Linked DNA regions of Homo sapiens: region 2 is linked to region 1. Evidence: chromatin loops called from intact Hi-C (ENCODE). Cell type or tissue: heart right ventricle. All regions are shown on one strand. Each heading gives the region's core, and the rest is flanking DNA. Links, peaks and the distances in the headings are about the cores only.

Evidence for each region. A loop is a pair of places that touch in the nucleus more often than their neighbours do. Peaks named below come from ENCODE experiments on the same cell type or tissue, not always from the same donor. Only the 100,000 strongest peaks of a DNase experiment are listed, where the experiment ranks them.
Region 2: a loop joins it to region 1, with 2.2 times the contacts of the local background. A loop is called at or near these places in 33 of 110 quality-filtered maps.

What each region holds. Positions count from the first base shown.
Region 1 is chr18:61,882,682-61,888,056 of GRCh38, reverse strand. The region is part of intron 1 of RNF152 (ring finger protein 152); the gene reads left to right. Among named protein-coding and RNA genes, the nearest start is that of RNF152, 7.6 kb to the left of the region's middle. In heart right ventricle, for the core only: no CTCF peak of the experiment used is centred there; no DNase peak of the experiment used is centred there; H3K27ac peaks cover 623 bases.
Region 2 is chr18:61,751,984-61,757,358 of GRCh38, reverse strand. It overlaps LINC01544 (long intergenic non-protein coding RNA 1544), which reads right to left. Exons shown (of 4, transcript NR_103449.1): 4 at 2,664-5,375. It overlaps LOC124904315 (a long non-coding RNA gene), which reads right to left and starts at 1,578. Exons shown (of 2, transcript XR_007066396.1): 1 at 1,516-1,578; 2 at 712-821. In heart right ventricle, for the core only: no CTCF peak of the experiment used is centred there; no DNase peak of the experiment used is centred there.

The DNA.
Region 1 (5,375 bases), core at 267-5,266:
GAAACTTACTCAAACATCACATAGACTTCCTGGTTACCTGCCTTTCATGCAAAGGAGGGGCTGAGCAAATGAAGATGTGCTGCTGGTGGGAGCAAAGTTATGAGGAAGTAGAATCTCCAAATGCTGTGTTCTGTGCTTGTATTTTCTCTTTCTACAACCTCCTCTCCCCTGCCACTATCGCATTCCCACCTACCAAGGAAGTGTAACTTTCCCGGCTCAGTTCTGATCTAGACATCCAGATAATCACACTTGGTGCACTCCTCACTGAGGTTTGACAAGAATTGAAGAGATTTTGGTAAAAGCTTTGACAGATACTGTAGAAATAGGGAGCATTCTTTTTTTTTTTTTTTTTTTTGAGATGGAGTCTCACTCTGTCACCCAGGCTGGAGTGCAGTGGGGCATGATCTCAGCTCACTGTAACCTCTGCCTCCTGGGTTCAAACTATTCTCCTGCCTCAGCCTCTCGAGTAGCTGGGATTACTGGGATAATTTTTTCTATTTTTAGTAGAGACAGGGTTTCATCATGTTGGCCAGGCTGGTCTTGAACTCCTGACCTCGTGATCCACCCGCCTTGGGCTCCCAAAATGCTGGAATTACAGGCGTGAGCCACCGCACCTAGCCAGGAGCATTCTTCTTACTATTGCTGTTTCTGCTCCTTGACAGATTCACTTAGTGACAGTTGCCACTGCCGCATCTTAGTCAAGAACCTTGTTTCTCTCTGGGCTATGACAATGGTCTTGCTCACTTTCTGGCTTTCCCACCCCACTCCAGTTTGGAAAATGCTGTCACTCTTAGACCATTAGGCCAATTAATCCTTCATCCCCTCACTTAATAACTTTTAGTTGCCCTTGTGGGAGGAAGCTCATATTCTTCAGTTTTGCTTTTCAAGTTTTCCCCAGGTTGACCCCAAACTTCCTTTCCAACCTCGACTTTTGCTCCGCCTGACTTTAAAACTGAACATTAGCTGGGATGGTTAATCCACTGTTGCCCAAAATGTTTTTCATTGCCTCTTTCTTATTCTAGCACATTCTGTGGCCTAAAATGTCCTCTTCCTTCCTCTGCCTCTATCCTATCATCGAAGCCTCAGTTCAGCTCTCAACTCTTCTGAAAAATTTAACTTGATCACATTAGCCTTTAGAAATTCTTTATAATCCAAAGTTCTCTGGCAAAATTGCCTCCATCTCTCATTTCATTCAACATTCATTCATTCATTCTACAAAGGCCACTTGTCATAGATTGTCTTGTATTATCACCTACGATTGAAGTGTCTTTTTCTTTCTGTTTAATTGCAAAGAATAGAAATTCACTCAAGCTTGTTTGCATAAAGGGAGGTGAATTGAAGAGATGTCCCAGGATGTCTTGTCATCAAGCCACATTTCCCAAGAGTTCCAGTGAATGGGACCCTTCCAGTTATCATTCACCCTGGACCTGCTTAGTGCAGGAGAGGGTTGGGGGCACAGTTCCTTCCAAGGGGGCCTGTGGCTGGCTGATGTAGCAGTTGTGACCTGCAATTAGCCTACAATGGGGGCAAAATCATGTAACAAAAAGCCTATTTTGTATTAAAGCATCAAATATCTCATGTAGTTTATTGAATACTGTATTGAAAGTGAAAAACAGATTGGTTGTATAGGCACTCAAAGAGATCTCAGTTCTCTTGCAAGCTCCTTAAAGATGACTGGATGAGGCTTTACACCATTGTGTGTTTGCCACCGTGTTTGTACACAGGAAGGGCTCAATAAACAAATCATTGGTGACTCTTTGACAACACAGAAAACGATTTTGACTTACAGTGATTTAAAGGAATTTTAGACCCTTTTAGCTTGAAGTCTTAAAGGAAGTTAAGAAGATAGAAACTTATTTTTAAGAGCTTCCCCTACTTGCATTAATAATGATTAAATGTTGAATCAAATTAGAATGACCAGGCTGCAGTACGTATACCAATGTTTGGGAGGTGAATGTTCTCAATGAGGGTCATGATTCTAACAAAATTAGTTGTTACTCAAAGCCTGTTTTTCAACTTCCATTTGCCTCCTACTTTGCCCACAAAAAAAAAAAAAAAAAAAAAAAAAAAAGAAAGCAAAAGAAAGCAAAAGAAAAAAAACCTCTACTTGGTGACATACAACAAGCAGCTTTAGGACTTTACAGCCTACCAGACCACCCCACAATCTAACGGAGCAGGCATTGATGCCTGGATTTGTGATGACTGGGTGTAGTTGCCCACCGCTGACTGCCCCACCTGCGTTTATAATTAAAGGCTTCAATACCTTTGTGATATACATCTGTTTTACCTCCCTTTTTTTGATTTTGGAATACTCATTCACATGATAGAAACTCTTCTTTGATACTCAAAATGCTTGATCATTATGAGAGTGTTATTATGAAAGAGGGAAATATGTTCAGCTGCTTGAAGAAAATGACCAGAAATACATTAATATTAAAATAACGCTCTCGGCTGGGCGTGGTGGCTCACGCCTGTAATTCCAGCACTTTGGGAGGCTGAGGCGGGTGGATTACTTGAGGTCAGGAGTTTGAGACCAGCCTGGCCAACATGGTGAAATCCCATCTCTACTAAAAATACAAAAATTATCCAAGCATGATGGTGTGCACCTGTAATCCCAGCTACTTGGGAGGCTGAGGCAGGAGAATTGCCTGAACCTGGGAGGCAGAAGTTGCAGTGAGTTGAGATCGCACCACTGCACTCCAGCCTGGGCAAAAGACCGAGGCTCTGTCTCAAACAAACAAACAAAACACTCTCAGTTTGAAAGGTAGTGAATAGGGCTGAGATAAGTGTCTCAGGAACCAAGTATTTGTTGTGATATTCTTTTGCAGTTGTGTTGTTCTGGGGTAGGTTTGCAAATTGCTTCCTCGAAGATTAATAATATGAGATTAGAAGTGGTTGGTGAGCACATGGACAAATTTGTGTACTTTGGAGAATTTACCCCTTTTGTTGCATGAGACATAAGATTACTGCCATTTTAAGTGAGTAATAGTTAATTCAACCATGCAGGTAAAGAGGTGTCCTTAACTGGGATAAATAGTCCATCCACTCCACTCCTTTACATTGGTACTTCAGAAACTGAAGGTACAGATCCATCCATTCACCTATGGTGGTGTGTAAAATAGCATTTGAAACACTGAGCATCAGGTATTTAAACCACTTATTAGGCAAACAATTGCATTCATTAAATGTATTTTGAATGGCCAGGCATGGTGACTCACGCCTGTAATCCCAGCACTTTGGGAGGCTGAGGCAGGCAGATCACCTGAAGTCAGGAGTTCAAGACCAGCCTGGCCAACATGGAGAAACCCCGTCTCTACTAAAAGATACAAATTAGGCAGGCATGGTGGTGGGCACCTGTAATCCTAGCTACTCTGGAGGCTGAGGCAGGAAGAATTGCTTGAACCTGAGAGGTGGAGGTTGCAGTGAGCTGAGATTGTGCCACTGCACTCCAGCCTGGGCGACAGAATGAGACTGTCTCAAACAAACAAACAAACAAAAGAATGTTGAATGCCTATGTTTTACCAGGCATAATTCTAAAAAAATCCCTGCCTTCTAGCTTCCTGTAGGTATTTAACTCATAATTAATTTGGTTTTCTGCTTTTTTTTTTTTTTGTAATGGCAAAGCTAAAAGGGTAGAGAATAAAAGAAATGTATCTGATATTCTCTCAATTCTTGATACCTTAGCATATATGCCTGCCTTACATGGCTCTAATTCAGGTAAGTCATTATGAACTGGAATTTTAAAAAGTAAGATGGGTTTGGGTTTAAATTTCACGTCTGCCACGTGACCTGAGTGCACAAGGTCTGACTGAGTTTGTTCTTCAGCTGCAAAATGGGGGAGAACCGACCTCATTGAGTTAGTGTAAGAACAGGAGAGACTTACATATAAAGTGCTTAGTGTGTTGCCCTCCACAATGTAAGACTAAATAAATGGCAGCTGTTGCTAACGTCCTTATATCCAGCATCTACCATCCACCAATCATTGGGCTCAGTTCTGGAAATATCGGGATGAATAGGCATGGTCTAACCTGAAGAAGCCCTTAAGCTAGCCAAGGAGGTGATGGCATCCAAGTAACTACAGCCTTCAGCGTTTACATGGGAGTTTCTTTTACCTGTCATTATTGTCAGAGTCTTTGGTTTGAAAGTCTGTAAAGCTTTCAGTGGCTCTGAGTTTAAAATGATAGGCCTTCTCAGGAGGAAGTGGGGAAAAAGCTGGAAGCAACTGGAGGAGAGGAGTCTGAGAAAGGGTTCTGAGCTAGCCCCCAGGCAACCTGAGTCTTCCTTAAAGGAGATGAGTCGCCTTTCTCCTGTGGCCTCACTCTTCCCAAGTGAAATGAAGGACATCCTCTTTCTCAGGGTCTGCTTTCTTGGGAGTAGAGTGACCCCCAGACTTGCCCATGACTAAGAGCATACCTGGGTCATGGAACTTTCCGTTTTAAAACAGTCCCAGAAAAATTGGGATGAGCTGGTCACCCTCCAGTCTTGTTCTGTGATTGTTGTTTGACATCCTGAAGCAGGCTTTGTAGAGATCTAACATTGTTAGTAGAGATACAACCATCCTACAAGAGAGGAGCAAGCGGGGCAGAATAAAATGGGAAAAAACATTGTAGCCTTGTCAACCCCTTTATTTAGGAATCTGCTTTTTGGAATGGGATATTTATTATTATTAAAAAGAAGAGAACTGTTTAATAAAGGCAAGGAATCTAGGCTATACAATATAAATATAAAGTTAATGAAACCTTTTAGAAATTCTTCTTAAAAAGGGGTAGCCGCTTGGGGCCCGGTACACAGTAGACACTCAGTAAAGACTTATTGAAATGGTGGCATCAATTTATTCTTCAGAAATATTTTTGAAAGCTGCATAGAGAAGTGCAAGAGGCCTCTGAGACATGCATTCCAGGACAGGTTGAGGGGCTGAACACTGTGGGCTTTGAACCAGTCTGCGCCTCACTCTTCTGGGCCCTTCCATCACTCATTTGAAAATGCATGCATCTAGATATGCTCTGGGTTTCCTGTGCTGGTATCTGAGTGTGTTTATGTATGAGCTGATGCTCTTCATGACTGTGTTTTTTTTCTTTCTGGTGGAACCGCATGATGCTAGCAGACAAGTTGCTTTGTCTTTTGTTTGAAGCTAGGATGCCTCTGGAACATTCCTATGTTGTATGCATGATGGTAGTGTGGGTTGGGTGGAGGGGGGCATTGTGTACTCAGCACCCAGTGTTTACTTTCCAAAGATTCCAGAGGGTTTTCGTGATGAGTCTGTAATACCAAGTGGGGGTTGGGAAGGGAACCAGGCCTGGCTCCACCCTATAGCAGAGATCTTAGAGATCTCAGGAGCTGGGCTCCAATTTGCCAGCATTTCCTCTCTCTCTGAG
Region 2 (5,375 bases), core at 314-5,313, 130 kb after region 1:
CAAGATTTTCTAATAAGGAAAGGCAACATGTTTGAACTTGGAAGTTTTACTCTAATTCCCATGGAAAGATCTCCAAGAATAGAAATTACTTGTCTGTTCTCAGTAACAGAAGAATATATTTATTGTCATCTCTTTTGAGATAATGAAATGCCATTTAAATTACCCTCTCTTCCTGGTAAATCTGAGAAGAAAGCAAACTCCCTAAGTTTCCTATCATTTTGCAGAGCCTGAAACCATATCTAGTAATCACTTCAAGCCTCACTAGGGAAGAACAGCAGGTAGGAAGCTGTTTGGGATTTATAGTGCCACTTACTTCTACAGGTAAAATCGGAGTCATAAAAAGCAAGAAGAAAGAGTTCTTGAGCCCTCCAGGGTAAGTAAGGGAATATACTTTAAAATTCTGATTTTTATTACTCTAGAAAAAATAAGACACCTTAGCCCGTAGCTGGAAGACTAAACTGCATCCTTTTTCTGAGGCTGTTATTCAGTCGAGTCTCTGATTGTTCGCCTCCACTGAGCTCAGACAGATCTGGTGCTCTCTCTGCCTGACTCAGTTTCTTTACCTTTGAAGTGGAGCTAGCAACGTCAGCCAGCTTCTCACACTGCATGCAGGATCCTTAGAAATAAAAGGTATCATCTTGGAGCTCTACAGTTCTGTAACGATGACCAAGATTCACTCTGAGGGCAGAAAAATTAAAGACAAACATGTAATGCTTTTTCCAGGTTTTTTAATACCAAAATTGGTCCAGGTGATTCTCTCTGTTTCCATGTTATTTATCTTCCTCCCTTCCTATTGAAGGCGTCATATGGAGTGTTGAAGGCTGGTGGTAAGGAGGAAAAAGGAATGAACACTGAATCAGTAATATCTGAGCTTTCCCAGGCAAATCTAGTCATGACTCAGCAAGGAAGCCAAAGGAAAACATCACTGCATTACACCTGTTAGAGAAGAGGCCTGTCTGAGGCAGAGGGAAGCTCCGATTGTGAGCCGCTGTGCAAACCATTCCAAATAAAGAGAGATTTCTGACCTTTACCTCCCTCCCATCCTTCCCCCCTCAACTCTGGGAGAGAAGAGCCCTCCTCTTGGTTTTGGAGTCTTTCCTCTTCCACTTGCTACTAGCTCCTTTCCCTCCCAGCAAACATCCATGCCTCTCTCGTAAGATATAAGCAAAATTATTTGCTGAAACTTGTTACCCCTTCAAGAAAACCATATTGCTGTCCTTCCTTTCACACTGCCAGGAATGTCAGGAAAAGCATGGCTGGTGTCAGGCTCAAATCTTCACTTTCTCTTTAGCTATATGTCTCTGGGAACGTGATTTCCCCTCTCTCCCCGCCCACCCCGCCAGTTAAAACAGCAACAAAAACATTGATAATGATGCCTGCAAGAATCATGAAGCTGAAATAAGATCACGCATATAGGTGCCCAGCAAGGGACATGGCCAAGAAAAACGGAGGTCCCAGGGATTCCTCATTTCATGGCCAAATTTGCTGGAGACTGGTTGGGACCTGCCAGCTTACCTCTGCAGCTCTGCGCACGCTCTTGAGGGGCTTCTGCTTTTGCTGACCTCTAGTCCATGTAACAAGGGTAAACACTGCCTCTCCCTAGAAATCTTGCCTGCACTGGTTTCCATGACACAGCATTACCTCAGTGCAGCTTACAAAACAGCTCGCAGAATTCCTCCAAATATTTAGAGTCAAAATAGATGGCCAGTGCTCTGCCTTCAGTGCAGGAACCTGTGCTTCCTCAGAGGTCCCGCAGTTTTGGGTCTGGATCCCTAGAGCTCTGAAAACCTTATCTCGAGGGCCATCCTGAGCAGCTTTTATTCCAATGCTGGGGGGATGTGCTGTGCAAATCAGAAGCAAGTCCTGGCCTTATCCACCCAGTTGGGGGGCCACAGATTTGGTGAAGTTGTGCCTGTTACTTGGGAGGTGAGTGGGTCGGACATGAGATGGGCAGAGGACGTGTTTGGTGGTCCCTGCTCACCCCCATTCATGTTCTTGGAGTCTGTTACTCCCATTGAGTCCCACTCCATTATCCATGGGAGAAACTGAGGCACAGGTATCGAAGGGGGTGGGATGGGTAGTCACACCAGGCTGGCAGCAGCACAGCCTGGTAAAAACCTGGGCCTCTGTCTCAGTCTGGAGCGGGCTCCACTACACCTGCAGCCTGTGGACAGAGAGTCTGCAGACAACATGTCAAACTCTGTGGGTTCTCTGCAAACAAAGTTGCTTGTGGGGAGAAAGGCAGAAAGTAGAATGTTTAGGCTGACTGATGGCTGAACAGTGGGTGGAAAGAGAGGCTGGAAACTTGACTGTATAGGTGAGAGATGAGAGACTGGGGAATAAAAATAAACAAAAAGAGTAGAGAAAGAGGCCGGGCGGGGAAGGGGCCTGCAGAAAGGTGTGTGATGGGCTGGTTGGTCAGCTGCCGCTGGGCCCAGACGGAGCTGAAGGGATTTGTGTGCATGCAGAGACCGCTTATTCTGTTGTTCCACCAGAAATTGAGGGTAGGACCTGGAGTATTGCACAAAGCCCTTGCCAGCTCTAAGACTTGAAAGCAGGGCTGAGAGGGAGGGGAGGCAGGGGAAATACACTGGCCCCCTATTTCCATCGGGAGAAGGAAGCTGAGAAAACAGCAGAGGAGAAAACAGATTCGAAGACCATGAGACCTGGAAGAGATTGTTTAATTTAACCTCTTCCTCTACAAACAAGGAAGCTGCAGCCCAGGGAGGGTAAACGACATCCCAGAAGGTCACTGAGTCTTCTCCAATCCAAACGTTGCAGGTGTCTCCTCCCAAAGGGTATCTTCAAGTCCTAGCCTCCGGTCCCTGGTAATGTGACCTTGTTTCCAAACCTGATGGCTTTGAATGCCATCAAGTTAAGAGGAGGTCATGCTGGAGTGGCTGGGCCCTTAATCCAATATGACTGCTGTCCTTAGAAGAAGAGGACAAGAGACAGATGCACAGGGAAGAAGGTCACGTGACAGTACAGGCTGAGATAAGAGGGATGCATTTATAAGCAAAAAATGCCAAGGGTTGCCAGCAACCAGGAGAAGCCAGGGGAGAGACACAGGACAGACTCTCCCTCTGAGTGTCCAGAAGGAGCCAACCCTGCCAAAACTTTGATCTTGGACTTTGGCCACTAGAAGTGTGAGAGAATGCATTTCAGTTGTATTAAGCCACTCAGTTTGTGGTATTTTGTTATAGTAGCCCCAGCAGGCTAATATGCTAGGCTGGGGAAAGCATGCACGTGCCAAGTATAGAACCGCCCCTGAAATGCAGCAGAGCCCGCAATCACACTTGCTGGCTTCCTGTGGAGTCTGGATCTGCAGATGGATTCACCTTCGTATTAGTTTTTCTTGCATTGCTATAGAGAAATACCTAGGATGAGTGCAGTGGCTCAAACCTGTAATCCCATCACTTTGGGAGGCCAAGACAGGAGAATCGCATGAGCTCAGGAGTTTGAGACCAGCCTGTGCAACATGGTGAAACCCTGTCTCTACAAAGAAAGCAAACATTAGCTGGGTGTGGTGGCACGTGCTGTGGTCCCAGTGACTTGTGAGGCTGAGGTGGGAGGATCACTTGAGCCCTGGAGGCAGAGGTGCAGCTACGCTCCAGCCTGGGTGACAGAGCCAGACCCTGTCTCAAAGAAAAGAAAAGAAATATCTCAGACTGGGTAATTTTTAAAGAAAAGAGGTTTAATTGGCTTATGGTTCCTCAGGCTATACAGAAAGCATGATGCTGACACCTGCTCAGCTTCTGGGAAGGCCTCAGGAAACTTAACAGTCATAGCAGAAGGCAAAGGGGGAGTGAGCACTTCACACAGTTGGAACAGGAACAAAAGAGTGTTGGGGGGGAAGTGCTACACACTTTTAAACAACCAGATATTGCAAGAATTCCCTCACTACCACAAGAACAGCATTAAGGGGATAAAGCTAAGCCATTCATGAAGGATTCACCCCCATGATCCAATCACCTCCCACCAGGCCCCACCTCCAACACTGGGGATTAGAATTCAACATGAGATTTGGGGACACAGATCCAAATCATATCAACCATCTACCAGTGCTAGGTTAACTGGGAGGGCTGAGCAGATGTGGAGAGGTGCCAGGGGACTCAGGGGACAGGCAGAGAGAGTCGGCCTGGGCTGGGTGTTGTCACTGCCTCCTCTACAGGGCCTGCACCTGCACCACCAGGCTCTTTGCCCACTGCTGCTCCTGCCTGAGCTTCGCTTCTCAGGGGATGCACCCATGGTGCCACAGTCCTAAACACACAGGGGCTTCTGGCCCTTAACCCTCTCTGATCCTACACTCATAGCCTGCAGGGATCGCGTTGGTGCCCACCCTGGTCTCCTCTCTCTCAGCACCCTCCCTCTCCGAGGCAGCCCTGTAAACTCCCAGGATCCATCCAGTCCCTACTTGGTTCTTTACCACCTCCCACACCACTCCCTCAGTCTACCCCATTTGACCCATCTGGAAGGAGTTCAGCAAGAAGTCCCCTCCCAAATGTAGAATCCTGCCCCTCCACCAAGGCCACCTAGACTGCACATACCCTTGAGGCCTCCGCTCTGTCCTCGACACCAGCAAGGCCCCTACATTGAGGAGGTTAGAATGGAAAGCTAAGGGGCAACACCTCCTGATGTCCTAATAAGAAAAGGTGTAATTTGAATAGCTGGGGCTTCAGGAGGAGGCTCCTCAGGCCCCTCAGGGAACGGCAACTCCCTAGAGGGAAGAGTGGGGTTCCCAGCGCCCTTAGCCTGAGAGCTTTCCTTCCTTCCCTCTGTCAGGCCTTCCCAGTGTCAGGTCTCGTCCCCTCTGTTTCCACCCTTGTCACTGTATTGCCTGCTCAGGTAAGGTGTGCCCATGTGAATTCAGGCTGTTTCTTTAAGTTTAGGGGGCCTTTGTATTAAAACTGCAGATTTCTGAGATCTATACCCAGGGATGCTGCCTCAGGAGGTGAGGGGCTTGGCCTGGGATTTGCATTTTGGAACTAGCTTTCTAGTGTTTTTGCTGTGGGGTGGTCCTCAAACCCTAGACAATATTGTCCTTAGACAATCTAAACACTTCCGGTGTGGGAGATTTTGGGGACAGTGGCAGGTGATGGAGGGGACTACGTTGATGGCTCAGTCTTTCTGTGCTTCCTTTCAAGGGGGACCCCATCCGATGCCACTGGGCATTGCCCCAAACCTGGGGCCTGGGATAAGCCTTCCCAGGGGGATCTGGGCAGAGATGTGGAGATACTGCTGGCCATGGTTATGATAGTCAGGGAGGGAGTCACGCAGGGGGGCTGCACCTAGGTTGGTGTGTGGACTGGTAGAAAGTTCTCTACAGGGGACAGCAGGGAAAGAGGGAGGAAGAGGAGCCAGCAGAGGGAAAGGCA